Regions from separate parts of the Mus musculus genome. Here region 2 is linked to region 1. The links are chromatin loops, found by intact Hi-C in ENCODE. Cell type or tissue: gastrocnemius. All regions are shown on one strand. Region 1 overlaps Ncoa2 (nuclear receptor coactivator 2). Region 2 has its middle 58 kb from the start of Tram1.

Evidence for each region. Peaks named below come from ENCODE experiments on the same cell type or tissue, not always from the same donor. Only the 100,000 strongest peaks of a DNase experiment are listed, where the experiment ranks them.
Region 2: a loop joins it to region 1, with 8 times the contacts of the local background. A loop is called at or near these places in 34 of 42 quality-filtered maps.

Annotation. Positions count from the first base shown.
Region 1 is chr1:13,146,728-13,154,727 of GRCm38, reverse strand. It overlaps Ncoa2 (nuclear receptor coactivator 2), which reads left to right. Exons shown (of 23, transcript NM_008678.3): 17 at 1,653-1,931; 18 at 2,272-2,349; 19 at 3,810-4,038; 20 at 5,620-5,797; 21 at 6,213-6,411; 22 at 7,764-7,853. Among named protein-coding and RNA genes, the nearest start is that of Prdm14, 24 kb to the right of the region's middle. In gastrocnemius, a CTCF peak has its summit at 3,495 (motif pointing left); DNase peaks (open chromatin) are centred at 1,831 and 6,052.
Region 2 is chr1:13,527,664-13,535,663 of GRCm38, reverse strand. No RefSeq gene overlaps it. Among named protein-coding and RNA genes, the nearest start is that of Tram1, 58 kb to the left of the region's middle. In gastrocnemius, a CTCF peak has its summit at 3,966; a DNase peak (open chromatin) is centred at 3,970; H3K4me3 peaks cover 225 bases.

The sequences.
Region 1 (8,000 bases):
TCAAGAGGAGAGGGCAGTATACTGACGCTGTCCTGCTGACCACAGACCACAGGCAGCGTTATCATCCTAGGGCGTCTGGAAGGAAGGACTAAGGCTGCCAGAGCAGTAACCTGATGGCGGCTTGAGATGTGACTTCTGCTGCGGCTTGCCCTCTAAAGACCTTCAGATGTCTAGTCGTGGCTTCTAGAAGGACAAGGGTATATTAGATCTTCATATTGACACTAGAGCATCGCCCTGAGAGAGCGCTAGATTCCCTATGCATGGAAACAGGACAGTCAGCCAGAAGTTTCCATGTTCAGCTCAGTAGCAGAAATGACAAGACCCCTTGTCTCAGAAACTGAGTGAAAGGGCCGCATCCCCAGAAACCCTCCAGGCTTCACACACTCGTGTGCGCTTGCTTGGGCTGGCTCCCTCTCTCCTTCCTTTCTTTCTCTCTCTCTCTCTCTCTCTGTGTATGTGTGTATCACTCACATGTGCACACACTTTTTTAAAAACTAAATAGCTAATGCAAGATGCAACTGGAATTTATGCAGCTCTCTCTGTAAAACACATATCAGCTGGGCATGGTATCACATGCCTTCAATCCAGTACTCATTGAGACAGGCAGATCTTTGTGAGTTTGAAGCTAACTCAGTCTACATAGTGGGTTCCAGGACAGCGGGACTACATAATGAGACCATGTCTTGGGGTTTAAAAAAATGCATCTTTCAGACAATTAAATTAACCAAATATATACAAACTAGTCTTGCAGATACTCTGTCAGATGCTGGTCAGGGCACAGGGAGGACCTGCTACATGCCCTTACACCACCTTCCATTCCTTTCCCTCTGTAGGTCTTTGGTAGGAGAAAAGCTGTTGAAAAATCAAATGACAAACACATTGAATATGTCTAGCATGTAGTAGTGAATTATAGCAAAGTGTACGCATGTAAGAAGTTCCACTAACCATAGAGAACAGCGTAGTAAACAGTACACAGTGTAAGGCAGGCATTGTGACACTGACCTCGAATCCCAGCACTTGGGAGGTGGAGGCCAGAGACTCATGGTTGAAACCCATCCTGGGCTGCATAGCAAGTCAGAAACCAACTTGGGCTATGTAAGACCGTATATCAAACTCTTTTCACCAAAACATAATAGGCAGTAAGTTTATCACCCCACTGGTGAGCTTAAGTCCCACATCACAGTACGCACCACAGCCTACCCGCCCGGTCTTTGCTAGAAAGTCTCCCTCGAGTGGGCCTCATGTCCCCAAGTCTGTGGGTGTCTAGAGTGGAGACTGTAGGCTGCTTCCCCAGCATTGCTTATGGTGACTAAGGTGACCATAGGTTAAAATAACTGACATGGGGCTGTGTCTCTGTCAAAAGAGGAAACATTTGCAGCTGCCTGCTCACTAAAGGCCCTGCCAGGTTCTCACTGGAAGGAAGGAGGAAGCTCTGCAGGGAGGCAGCCCAACCCTTGCTTCTTCCCTCGAGGAGTTGCAAAGAGGCATTGGGTAGAAGGAAAAGTAGAGGCAAACTAAAAAAAAATACATTGGTAAACTTGGTACAGTATTTCTAAATCATCACTTACAGGAGGGGGGGAGCGCAGCCTCGTGTTCAGTACAGTAGTAGTAGTAGTAGCTTTACTGTGTGCTTATTTGGGGCTTCTTTTCAGAGCCAAGCTGTGGATGCAGAGCAGTTCTCAAGTCAGGAGTCCAGCATAATGCTGGAGCAGAAGCCCCCCGTTTTCCCACAGCAGTACGCATCTCAGGCACAAATGGCCCAGGGTGGCTATAATCCCATGCAAGATCCAAACTTTCACACCATGGGACAGCGGCCAAATTACACCACACTCCGTATGCAGCCACGGCCAGGCCTCAGGCCCACAGGCATTGTGCAGAACCAGCCAAACCAACTGAGACTTCAGCTTCAGCACCGCCTCCAAGCACAGCAGGTTAGTTTCTCATGGGACTCAGGCGGGGGCCCTGGCTGGCTGAGGAATGAAGAAGAGTTAAGTTTTTGGAGAGGGCTGTTAATTGGAAAAGATGATTTGAAATACACATGTCCTGTTGTTTAAATGTATTGAGCTAGGAATAGCTACCTTACTCTTTAGTCTCAGTACTCAGGAGGCAGAGTCCTGGTCTACAGAGTGAAACACAGGACAGACAGGGCTATATAGAGAAACCGTGTCTCAAAAAAATATGGATGGATTCTAGGTCAGCCTGGGTTACATAGTAAGACCCCGTCTTAAAGTCCCCCTCCCGACGAGTGCTAATGCCCGTGTTTGTGTGTAGAATCGCCAGCCGCTTATGAATCAGATCAGCAGTGTTTCCAATGTGAACCTGACTCTGAGGCCTGGAGTGCCCACTCAGGTGAGAAGCCTCTCATTTTTCCTCCCAGATAGGCTGAGTGACCTGGGTTTTCCTAGTTCCTCTGACTCCCTGTGTTAGTTCTGAATGCCATCCCTGTTGCCAGGGTCAGCTGATTCCTATAATACACAAGAGTTGTATTACAAAAATGTATCAACCAATTCTGGATTCAAGTACTGCCCACTGTTCCCATGAGAACACGGGTTTAGCCTTCAAGACTGGCCACAACATTGCTCTCGGCAATAGCCTTGTTTCTATGGAGTTTCTGTGTGAAGACACTTTACGTGTATGTAATTTACTTATTAAACTCAATGGACAGGCTATCTCAGACTCAAACAAGCCTTGCCTAACACTCGTACTTTTCTTCGTAAGCACACCTATGTCTTCCACTTGAGAACACTGGACAGTCCTGCACCAGCACAGAGCCTGTTAGGTTCTGTCGGCCACATCAGAAGGCCACACATCCATCTAGCCCTCCCCTTGGCAGGAAGCAGGCGAGTGCTAAGCATAGGAAATCCGTGCTGCTGTCCTTACAGTCATAAATGGCTTGACAGTGCTGCGCACACTCATGTTTGCATTGCAGATAAACTTTAGAGTAGGCAGCCTTGTGAGTGGCGAGGGGATGCCATTCCAGCACCAGCGTACAGCACACGCCCAGGGCCCCTCCTCACATCATGTCACTCATCCTGGCCTCTCAGCAGACATCTAAAGACCATTCTGAGATCAGGTGCATCTGACATGATGTAGCCATAGACCAGGGGGACACAGGGGACACAGGGGACACAGGGACACAGGGGACACCTGTGCAGCCAGCCAGAGCAGCCTGGAGATCAGTAAAGTAACAGAAATTACTGTCAGATCACCCCCACCTCCATCTCTCCGAAGTCACCAAGTCACCTTTGGCAGTGGCTTGGTTTCTTGTTAAGTTGGAATGTTCCTTCAAAGAGACTCTAAATGCTGTCCTCAACTTACATAAAGTCTTCTGCCAGGCCAGGGTAGCTGCGCTGTAACCCCAGTGCTGTAGTAGCTCCCAGCACTTGGGATACTAAAGCAGAAAAGAGGTGACAGTCAAGCTAGAGGACCCAGAAAGCAGCACGTGGGCACCTGTAACTCCATTTCCTGGTGATTAGCCGCCCTCTTCTGGCCTCCATGAGCACTGCACACATAAAAATAAATTTTAAAAATAAACATAAAGTCTTCCTGTAGAAAGGCCTGTGCTCTTTTGACATCTTTTGATTGACTGTACCCTCGAGAAATGAGTTGGTCACTATCAGAGGGTTACAGAATCGTCATCACACAGGCTGAACTTAGAGCACTCGCATGCGTGCTCACTAGGTGCTCTGCTCCGAGGACCCCCCTTCATGGAACTTTGTTTTTCAAATGATTTTACATACAGTATGCCATTGGTATCCTGTCTAACCTATCTATCCTTGATTTCCCTTCATGATTGCCCACAATTTCAGGCTCCTATTAATGCACAGATGCTGGCCCAGAGGCAGAGGGAAATCCTCAACCAACATCTTCGGCAGAGACAGATGCAGCAGCAGGTGCAGCAGCGGACTTTGATGATGAGAGGACAGGGCTTGAATGTGACCCCAAGCATGGTGGCTCCCGCTGGCCTACCAGCAGCCATGAGCAATCCCCGGATCCCCCAGGCCAATGCCCAGCAGTTCCCATTTCCTCCGAACTACGGTACTGACTTAGATCCCTCCCACCGTTGCTGTCCCGTCTTGGCCTATCTGTTCTTTCTCCTTTCTCCCGAGGCACCTCAGTCCTGGTCACGGCTTCCTTCTCACGGCTATGTGCCTGGTTAGCCAGGAAACGATAGGAGGCCTGGAGCAGATTAGGGCCTGGCAAGTCTCCCAGTCCCGCACAGTGCCTACCTGTTAGCTCGGGTCCTCCTTTTCTTTGGGTGCAGGTCTTTAAGAATGACCAAAGTTAAGTGTCATGTGTCTCTGGTGAGCATGCATGGATGTTATCTGCTCAGGTCAGGGTCTATGAATGTAATACACATTGCTACTTATCCTTGATTGTTTCTGAGTCTGACACAAAGAAATCAGTAGCTAAATATGAAATGTCAGAAGACATAAGCCAATTTAAATATTACAAATAGTCTACAGCTTTTAAAAAATAAAGGCTTTGTTTGTTACTGACAACACTTATCAAAACAAAAAATAAAAACTTTCAAGATTGTACCAAGTCTTCACTGGATTGGTCGTTCCTGAAGTGTTACTCGGAGCCACGTGGGAGGCCTCTGGCTTTACTTAATCCTGATTTGTTCTCGGATGTCATTCTAACAGACGAGACACCAAGGGTGATGTCATGGAGATTGACATCCGGTTGTTATCTTCCGCTAACAGTGGGAGTCTCGGTGCTTCCATAGTGCGTCCATGCTTGCATGTTCCAGATGGCTCTGCTTTGCCCTGTCTGAGGGATCTGTAAGGAACCATGAACATGGAAGCCTTTGTGTTGCCTAAATACAAACGTCGTGTCTCCTTAAAGAGCAGAGATAGTGCATTGTGTTCTTCTCCTCTTCAGACTCTTCTCTTGTAGCTACTTTTAAATATTAAGTGTTGCGCAGGATTAAGCGAATGGGTCCTTACTCTGTCCCTGAAATGCCCCCTCGCTGTCTTCCTTTTGGTGCCTTTGCTCGCTTTCCGTTGCTAGCTCAGGGAAGTCTGCTGAGATTCCTTTTCTTTTGCTGTGAATTCTTTTACCCTAAACTATACAAGAAATGGATAATCCTGACAGCACTCAAGTGCCACAAGCCCTTTTCCAAAAACAAAATAAGCCAATGTGGGCGTGCAGTTGTGTATTTTCTGAAATACATCTCCTGAACATGAGATGATGTAAGTTAATTTAGTGTAAGTTATTCATATGTTGACTGTTGGTATATAGATGAATTTAATGAGCTCAGACTAAATTTAAAAGGAACGATACTATTACACTGACTGACCGGCTCAGATAAAATCAAGTCTCTACATAGTAGACTCGTCCTTGGTTTAGAGAGGGCTTCAGGAACAAATGTCATTTCTCTGACTCTAGCCCTGATGCTAGTGTGCATCCTCGGAGCCCTGTGACTCTTGGAGAGCTTTCAAGTATAGAGAGGGTTTTCTCCATGTACTTCTGTCTCAGCTTCTTTCAAATATCTAATAATTTGCACATAATCAGATAATTGAAAGTAATTTTTCTGTGTATACTTAATTTGGAACATTCTCTCTATGATATAGATAACAATCTCCTTTGGGCTTCTGTTTTGTTTTTGTTTTTAAGGAATAAGTCAACAACCTGATCCTGGCTTTACTGGGGCTACAACTCCCCAGAGTCCTCTAATGTCTCCCCGGATGGCACATACTCAGAGTCCCATGATGCAGCAGTCTCAAGCCAACCCAGCCTACCAGCCCACCTCAGACATGAATGGATGGGCACAGGGGAGCATGGGTGGAAACAGGTAACATCACATTACTGCGTCTGATATAAATGATCACCCCTAGCCAGGCGGTGGTGGCGTTTAGCAAGCAATAGCAAATGAACTGCTAAAAAGCTAGCTTATTCTTAGCAAAAGTCAACAATTTCACAGAAGCCTAGCACAGCACCTCTTGTTTTAGAGCAAAAACATTACCTCTAAGCAGTTGCCACTCCTAACTGTAGAATTCCTGTGGATGGCGGTGGCACAGAGCCAGGCTTCATCAGTGCACATGCTAAGAAGCAAACAGCAAGCCCCCAGCAGCTGGGAAAGCAGGAGTGTGTGTGCTTCCCAGCAATGTGTGCAAGGGAAGAAGCAAGCCTGATGCCTGGGCCAGCACCCATTTAGATAGAGACTGCCTCAGCTTACCATCAGACTAACTCTGTCTCCCACGCTACAGCATGTTCTCACAGCAGTCCCCACCACACTTTGGGCAACAAGCAAACACCAGCATGTATAGTAACAACATGAACATCAGTGTGTCGATGGCAACCAACACGGGTGGCTTGAGCAGCATGAACCAGATGACAGGCCAGATGAGCATGACCTCAGTGACCTCCGTGCCTACGTCAGGACTGCCCTCCATGGGTCCCGAGCAGGTAAGAGCCTCAGAGAAGCAGCTCAGAACGTTCTCCTTGGCTTTGTGTCTGTTTATGCCACAAATCCCATATCTATTTTGAAAAGTGTTTTTTCACCTTATTTTCACCTGTGCCAGTGAGATTTAACAAAAAATACTTGTTAATGACGAAGGAACTATTGGGAAGGACTCCTGGCTGCTAACATGTTGGGGGTTTTTTGCTTTGTTTTGGTTTTTATTTCCTAATTTTCACATCATTAACCTTTTTTATCATTTGTGGGATTTAGAAATGGAGTGGTAGGTGTTAGGAAGTTTCTGCTGGGCATGGTGACCCACACCTTTAGTCCCAGCACTGGGGAGGCAGAGGCAGGTGGATCTCCGAGTTCAAGTCCAGCCTGCTCTGCAGAGCATATTCCGGAATGGGCAGGGCTACACACAGAAATCCTCTCTCAAAAAACAAAACAAAACTAGCTTTTTAAAACCTCTGGTAAGCATGGCCACACAGCCTACCAGCCGGTCACTCTCGGGGCCGCTTTGCTTACGTGACAAGGCTGGCACACTGTTGCCCCCTTGATGCTCCAGTGCTGGTGACTTTAGTTCCAGACCAGCCTGGACTCTAAGCGCATGTTAGAAAGGGTAGGGAGAAGATGTGTAGCCCACACGGGCCAGGAGCACCTTCTGCTCTGTCGGGCCAGTGTTGAGAGTGAGGTACACAGAGACACAGAACCGAGCGTAATCATGGGCCAGCCCACTCAGGAACATTCATCAACCCAGACCATTTGAAATGTGTGCATGGATTTAAATATTTTTGAGTTTCGGAGTTTATATAGAAGCCCAGGTCCAAACCCACAACCCCAGTGTGTCTGCTGAAAAATCATTGTCTTATTAGCCCTGGTGGGCTAGCTCCATGAGTAAAAGTGCCTGCCACCAAGCCTCACCACCTGAGTGTAGTCCCCAGACTCCCCCGAGAGAGCTGGCCTCTACACTCCGGCCTCGGACATACATGCAGCCATCACACACAAGTAAATGTAATGAGAAGAGTTTTTTTTAAAAACACATAAATGCTGATGAGTAGGTTTTTTGGCCAGTCCATTCCCAAAAGCCAGTTTGGGTGTTCTCACGTCATTCTTGCTAATTAATGACTTGCCTGAGAGCAGAAGTGGCAGATGGTCTCAGGTGCTTCACGCTCTCAGGGCTGAGTCACCAGCCTATAAATGAAAATGTGCAAATAAGCTGTGCTTTTGAAGGTAAGTAGTGTTTGCAGCCTCCTCTGCCCCATGTGTGCACATGGAAAGCTGTTAGCTGTGGGATACAGCCTCTTTTCCCTAGGGCCACAAAACTTAAAATCGGAAATGTGTCATGTTGTCACCACAGGTCAATGACCCTGCTCTGAGGGGAGGCAACCTTTTCCCAAACCAACTGCCTGGAATGGACATGATCAAGCAGGAGGGAGATGCATCTCGGGTAAGCAGCAGGAGCCCAGAGTGCACCTTAGGGTGGCTGTGGGCCTTCTGAAGGCCAAACGCTTCTCTCTGCCTTGTCGGCCTGGAAAGTGCTGGGATCAAAAGAGCACACTACAAAAACAGCAGGCATGATGGTGCATGCCTGTAA
Region 2 (8,000 bases), 380 kb before region 1:
AATTGTAAAGCTTCTGTAAGGCCAAGGACACTGTCAATAAGACAAGAAGGCCACCAACAGATTGGGAAAACATCTATACGAATCTCACATGCGATAAAGGGCCAATATCCAATATATATAAAGAACTCAAGAAGTTGGACTCCAGAGAACCAAATAACCCTATCTTAAAAATTCTGCATAGCGAGTCCAAGATACTCTGAATTTGACCAGATGCACTAGGGCCTCGCTCATTAGCAGGAAGGATTTCTGAGAGTCCTGGTCTGAGAGAGTCTCGGACCAGCTGAGCAGCCCAGAAGAGGCCGGTCCAGCCTCTCTGACTTGAACGCCCGGAGCCTGCACAATCAGTCTCACGTGCCTTTGTGAGCTCCCATCTCTGTCAGGGCTGACGTGCAAAGCATCCGCTATTGAGTCACTCCTGTTCCTGTAAGTCCCTCTCAGCCACACTCCAAGGTGCATTTTGATTGATCAGTCATGGATTGTTATCTGGGACAAGTAGGTGTTTGCGCAAATCGCCTCAGGAATAGTGTCACGTGACAGGAGGTCAAAGGACAACTAGCAGGAAGCCTGTTCTCTTCTACTACTGGGTGGGTCCCACCGACTGAACTCAGGTCATCAGGCGTGCGGACAGGTGCCTAATCCCGCATCCCGCTGAGTTCCCAGAGTTCTGGTTTTGTTGTTGTTGTTTGGTTAGTTGGTTTGGTTTTTTTTTTTTTTTTTTTTTTTGGTAGCTATAGAAGTCAGAAAGCAATGGGATCTTTAAGGTACTGAAAAAATAATGAACAAAACATTCCATAAAGAGTAAAATGCACTTAGAGGGGAAAGGTGAGCCCCCCCCGTGCTGCATGCTCATAGGGTGGGGGGAGCAGGAAGGTTGCACGTTCAAGGCTGGCCTAGGCTGCGGTAAGATCCCATTCTAACTAAAACCAAGTAGGGAATACAAATGAACTAGTTAAAAAGCAGAAGTAGTTTTATCACTCGAAGTGCAAACTAGTGAAAACCTTGGACAGATTTTCTTCTGGATAGACAAAAGGCAGGGAGCTAGAAATGCAGGGTCCACAGAAGCCATGGACTGGTGCCCTCTGGGTAAATCTAAAGGAGTACTGTTGACAATAAACCGGAGCACAGGAAAAAACAAACAAACAAACAAGAAAGTAAATGGAAATTAAGTATTCTAAGGTCTCAGGATTGCCTGAAAAGAGATTCAAGTACCAATTTATACTTACATTAGACTTTAAAAAGTTAAATTAAAAAAAAAAAAAGCTCTTCTCATTGGAGCAGTTATCTAGGTACCTACGCCACCCCACACAAGCACTCACATAAAGAGTAATTAGAAGGTGGGCAGTTTCTAATCAAGGGAATTGAATAATAAAAGGACAGGCAAGAACTACAAGGGAGAACAGGCCGGGAAAGACAATTGGCTTTATGCAATGTGGAGGTGTGTTTAGCCTTCTAGTAATAGTAATTAATTAAGTGTAACTGGGTAAGAAACTATAATTAAAGACAAAGATTTTCAAATAAATACACAGAAACATAAAGTTAAAAAATAGTGTTTAAAACCCCAAATTGGTTCTTTGAAAATATGTATAAAATTAGTAAAAAGTGTCCCAAATGGACAGCATAAGTGGATGTGTGTCTGAAGCCCAGAGGTGTAGCTCAAAGAGTCGGTACCTAGCCCTGAGCCTGGGAAGTCTGGAGAACGACCACTGGGGCGCATGGCTGAGGAAACGGAGAAGTGCTTTCTGGCAGTCAAGGGGCATTCAAGGCTCTTTTAAGGGCCTTGAAAATGGAAAAGACCATCACTGTGCATCTAAGGCAGCAGGGATAGCCAGACATGATAGCAGCACCTTTAATCTAGGCATTTGGAAGATAGAGGTTCCATGAGCCTGGTCGACAGAGCTAGTTCTAGGCCAGCCAGAGGTAAAACAGAAAGATCCAGTCTCAAACAAACAAACAACCCACCCACCCACGAGGGCTAAAGGTAGTGGTATCAGAGAGATGGGCAGTGAGCTAGATGCTAATATGTTGGAGATATCAGGGGTCAGCCTTCAGACCTCCGTAAGCATCACTTCAAGGTGCAACCCACAGTGGTGCAGGAGAAAGGTCTGCCTTGGGATGAATGCTGGATTGTTTGGGAATGACAACGGGGCTGGGTCAATTACCAACGTGGAGGAAGGGGGCTGGGCAGGTTCTAGGGCACCGCACTGAGGAGTGGGGAGGGAAGGGGCAGCTGGGGGCAGCATACTTCAGAGCAAGAATCTGAGGAGAACATTAAGGGGTTAGGGGATGGGGCTTCTGGCACCAATGGGTTGGATAAAAGGAGTCAGGGCTAGCTTAGGGTGGAAAAGTGTAGACAGAATAAAGGAAGTCTGCGGGTGTTTGGCACCGGGAGGACAGGAGAGAAGGAGTGACACCATCTATCAGTGAACTCCAGGGAATTAGGAGGCAGAGCCTGACACAGAAGCAGGGCCTGACCAGGAGGCGCGGAGGCCGCTAGTGGATAGTTTGGGCTGGTTGGGTTTCTCCCCCGATAAACTTGTTTGTTTCCATGTGTGCTTTTGCTCCCTTTCGGTTTGTGGCGCCCCCCGCTTGCCCTCCTCTCCACCCTGTGGTGGCTTTATTGTGATTACAGTGGGGCCACAGGACCCTCTAGCTCAGTGTGGTGTTTGGCCTCCTCTAGAACCTCATTCAGAGAGATAAGGGCACCCTTTGCTGCACGGATCTCATTTCTGTGGGTTGGAGAAGCATGCAGCAGCCTCTTTCAGCTGGAAGAGCCAGGTTCTGTGAGCTTCATCCAGAGGGCCTTCAATAGACCTCCTAGCAAGCTGAGGTGCAGTCATAGCATGCTGCCAGGTGCCTGACACGCCAAAGATTTAAACTAAATGAGGGTCTAACTTTTCATTAGTAATCATAATAGTTTGGGGAAAGAGTCTAGATGCTGCTTTCAAAAACAAAACACCTGAGGCCTAGTTCAGTCAATAGTGTTTGCTACGTCACAAGCAAAAGGGCCTCAGCTCCGGTCCAGACAGAAAAAAAAAAGCTGGTGAGATGGTTCCATTAATCCCAGAGCCTGAGAAGCAGAGCAGAGAGCCTCACAGCAAGCTCCAGTGCTAGATCCTGGGAGACACACACACACACACACACACATACACACACCACATACACATAACACACACACACAGAGCTATGGCTGTAAGGCAGGTTGTGTAAATTGCAGTGTTTAGCAGCTGTGAGACTCTTCTGGCTTCCCCAGCAGAGCAAGCGAAAGAGAAAGAGGAGAAACTTAGCAATCTTCAAAGGACCCACACCCAATAGTGAATCAACGATAAATTTGAGCAGCCCAAGGGGGAAAAACACAAATGCATATTCCAAAACTGCATTATCTAAAAATGTCCCTGTAGAGAAAAGCAAATTAAAGCTATACTGAAATAACATTTTAATTTGTCAGCGTCTGGCTGGCAGTGGTGCTGACCTACCAAAAAAGCAGATGACTCGAAGAAACATTCCACATATTTTTGGCATTTCACGTTCCTGCATCTCTGTTCCCTCTACATAGAATGCCCTTTGGCCCTTTGCTGTTGGCAGTTCTACCCCAGACTCCAACTCATGTTTCAGAACGCATCTCACCTCCTTCAGGAACCTCAGCCCTCTGGGCTGGGCTGACTAATCCATCTCTGTTCTTTGTTTGCATGTAATCTTTTTCTTTTCTTTCTTTCTTTTTTTTTTTTTTTTTAAATCATCTGATCATATTCATGTCTTGCTGGTTTCAGTGTCGATTTGCTTTTCGCCTTTCCCAGCCACTCTGCAAGAACACCGAGTCTAATTTGATTCCTCATTCCCAAGGTCCAAGTCGTTGGAAGTACTCAAAGATTCTTTGTTGGGCCCGTGAATGCAGAACTTGTTTCTAGCCCCAGAGAATGCGCTCGGTGGGCTGGGCGACGCTGGGGCTGTGTGCACGCTAGCGTGTTCCGCTGGGGGGCAGTGTTGTTCAGTGAAAGGAGATCGGCCTTGAGGGGCCCTAAGGCCCCAAGGGTTTCCTCCTGCCAGATAGGGGCACACAGTCACGGGAAAACAGTTGCAAACCAAGATAAAACAAAACAAACAAAAACAAAACATCTACAAGAAGAGCGTGAAGATTAAGAATAATGAATCAGCATAATTGGTTGTTTTATCATAAGGAAGGCCTTGATTGCTTGGTTAAATAATACCAAAAACAATGGCAGAAAAAGGTCCATTTCAAAGAAATATTTGTTAGTAATTTAGGACAGAATCCCATTTTGTAACCCAACCGAGGCTGGAACTCACTCTGGCCTACATGTAGCCTAGGGAGGCTTTGAACTTGTGGTAATCCTCTAGTCCCAGACTCCTAAAATCGAGGGATTACAGGAGTGAACCACTCAACCCAGCTTCAAGAAGTGTTCTTCAAATCACGCAGCAAATGATTGGCAGTCTGAAGCTGTTGACAGGGTTCCTCTGCCTCCCTTAGAGGGCTCACATTTGGGTGCCAGAGCTTGGCGCTCCTTTTGAATTGGGTGTCCCATGGGGTTTAAGCGGGTCAAAGATTTGAGGAACACTCTTTGCCAGGCCCTGATTCAGCTCCATGTGTATTAAATAGATTTTGTGCGCAGGCCTGGGAAACAAGCCACCACCTATAACTCTGTTTCTATGGGGAAAGATTTTCTGTGTTCCAAACAACCAATGTACTAATGAACTCCTGGAACACAACCTATTTGTCGATGGGACTGGCTGCCCGGTGTACACGCCTGAGCCAGCCGCCCAAGTGGCTACGCAGTGTTGATTTAATTATAATGGGTTCTCTACGGTGACTAATCTAGCTGTGGTCTCCACAATTGACAGGGAATTCTGAGAAACTGGAGAAGAGTTCTGCAAAGAACCACAAAGATGATTAAAGGACTACAGGAAAACCCAATTTGGTCTCTACAGCTTGTAGAAACTCATTTAATGATATCTCTCAAACAAACAAAAAGAACATTTGATTCTGCACCGCGTCAAGGGCGTTTGTCCTTTGCTAACTATGATAGATTTGTGCAAAAGGGGTTCAGTGTTTGCTGGGACCCCGACTCTCTACAGGGTTCTCTATGGGCCATAACGAACTTTATCTGCATTGCTACTTTGCCCGATGGATACAGTTACCTCTGCTTAACTGATAAGGACTTCGACTGAACTGACTCCTTGAAAGAAAACTTTCTTCATGTGTGTATATGTGGGGTGTGTGTGTGAGTGTGAGTGAGTGTGTATATGTGTGAGAGTGTGAGTGTATGTGTGAGTGTGTGTGTGAGTATGTGTGTGAGTGTGCGTGTGCCTGTTTGCATGGCTGCATATGCTGTGAGTGTGAATACACATGTTTGCGTTGTGTGTTTATGGTGTGATGTAGGTGTTATGTGGGTGTAAGTTTGCTTGTTTACATGTGTAGGTACACAGACGCCTGGCTGTGCATGCAGACAGAGGCCAGAAGTTGACCTTTGGTGTCTTCTTCAACCATTGTCCCGATTACTGAGGCGGAGTCTTTTATCGATCCTGGAGATCCTGAGTGGATCCTGGATCCACTTTGGTCCGTCTGGTTAGCAGGCTTGCCCCAGGGATCCCTGATTTCTGTCTCCCAGGATTATAGTGGAACTCCACACTCAGGGACCTCCGTGTGGAGATCCCGGCTCTGGTCCTCCTGGTCTCACATAGTCCCTCCCCTGCCCTGATGAAATATCTTCAGACTAGCACTATAGACTGTAGGTTTACGTTCAAGTTAGATTTCTCTCTAAGGCCCAGGTTTCCCGGCATACACCTAGGGCCTGTAATCCAGCACTGGGAGGTGGGAACAGGACGTCAAGGCCAGTGTGGTCTAGGTGAGAGTTTTCCCTAAAATAAAACAACCCTACAAATAAATCAAAATAGATAAATAAATTAAAGTTCCACACTGCAACCAGAGTGATATTTTTCCTGAAATATAGAGCATCCTTCCCCTGCATAAAATAGTTCCACACATTCTCTGCTCCTGAGATGAAATTTGAGTTTATTAGCATGGGGCGGGGCTAGAGTTCTGGCCTCCTACCGTTACCCTCTCCCACTCTGCCTAGTGCCCTCTCCACAGGCTGCCAGCTGTCCCCCGGACAGCTTCCTGTCCTTGCGCCTCACGTGATCCCTCGACTGACTGACAGTTCTGTTCATCCTTCCTTCCCCAGGGCAGCTGACAGTCCTCTTCAGGCTCTCATTGCTTGTTACATTTACATCTGGTTTATTGAGTCAGAGTCTTTTTATTATAGGGCCCGGGCTGACCTTGAACTCACAGATCTACTGGTCTCTAGTGCTTGAGTTAAAGACATGTACCACTCTGCCTGGCTTACATATAATAGCATTCATTACAGAGAATTCTACATGTATGTCAGTTTTTCTAGGCAGCGCCTTTATTCCCAGAGAGGCAGAGGCAAGTAGATCTCTGTGAGTTGGAGACCAGCCTGGTCCACATAGCAAGTTCCAGAACAGTCAGGGCTTGAAAAAAAAAATCCTAAATAAATAAATAAATGTATATCAATTCAGCCATAGACATTCCCAAACCTGACTGCCTACATCAATCACTTAAAAATTGTTAAATAAATATAAATAATCATATCACAAGTTATGTTACAGATAGCAAAAGAATGACATAAATATTTACCTGTCTACTCCCATCATTGGTCTGGCTAAAAAGAGGAGCTGAAATTGTACACATGACCATGTGGCCCTTACTTATCTTTGACTACATTTCCTGGATGGGAAGGAAAGGTCTGCAGCTGCCAGGAGGATGCAGAGGATTATGAGAAAGGTCAGCTTGGCATCCGAGAGTGTCCCACAACGGGTATCACAGAGGCCACAGAGAAGGAGAGATCAAGTGCTTCTGTCCCTTTAAGTTTAGGAAGCATCCAGGGATCCACACCTCAAGGAATTGCAGTTCTTTGTGAACATCCCCAGGTAAATCTCTCACTCTGGCTCACATGGGGCAACCATGGGGTTGAGAAATGATATATTTACTTGGTTTTTTTCTTTAATAAGCCCATTCTTTTGTTATCCTTTGCAACAGAGAAGAAAACAGTCATACTTACAGAGCCTGTCAAAGTTCAAGGCCAACACCCAGGCTTTCTAAATCCCCTTTATGTCAAGGGATCCCAGGTCCTAATGTTAAGGGACCCCAGCTTGCAGGCTGCAGAATGACTATTCTCTTTTGTGCTAAAGTCTCTTCATTCTGTTTCTATTGACCTGTGGAGCCTGAAGCCATACCATCCCTCTGTCACACAGAGCTCTGGGCAGCTCAGAGAGCGATGTAACAATTACCTCATGATGCAGACACGCTTTTCATTGGCCACAGTTCTCTGCTTGGGTTTTGTTTGGTGTTTGTTTGTTTGTTTGTTTGTTTGTTTGTTTTTTCCAATCAACAGAACTGCAGGGATTGTGGAGACAATCCCTCCAGTTCAACTGGCACTCTGCTAAAGCTATACTTTCCATTTTCCAGCCAAGGCCTTAGACTGTGTGGCCCTGTGCCTCTGAACACGTTCACTTTCAATCCCAGCTACACAACCGTGAATTCTTCCATTGACACTTCGTCTATCAGTCTGCATACTGTTACTTTTATTGATGAGACAGTGATGGCTTCTGTGATCATTCTTTTGTTCCCCGATTTGTCCCTACTTGTCATACCTCAGGGGCTGTGTTATTAGCTGCTGGCTTCCAAGGTGCAATTTTTTTTCCCACCAGTACATTAGTTTGATGAAACTAAATTACATTGCTCCAAGCAAGTCATCCCACATCTCAGAGTCTTTAGTAAGTAGTCTGAAGAGATGTGTTTCCACTATAAATGTTTTTAGATTTATTTTATGTATATGAGTGCTCTATCTGCATATATACCTGCATGCCAGAAGAGGGTATCAGATCTCATTATAGATGGTTGTGAGCCACCATGTGGTTGTTGGGAATTGAACTCAGGACCTCTGGAAGAACAGTCAGTGCTCTTAACA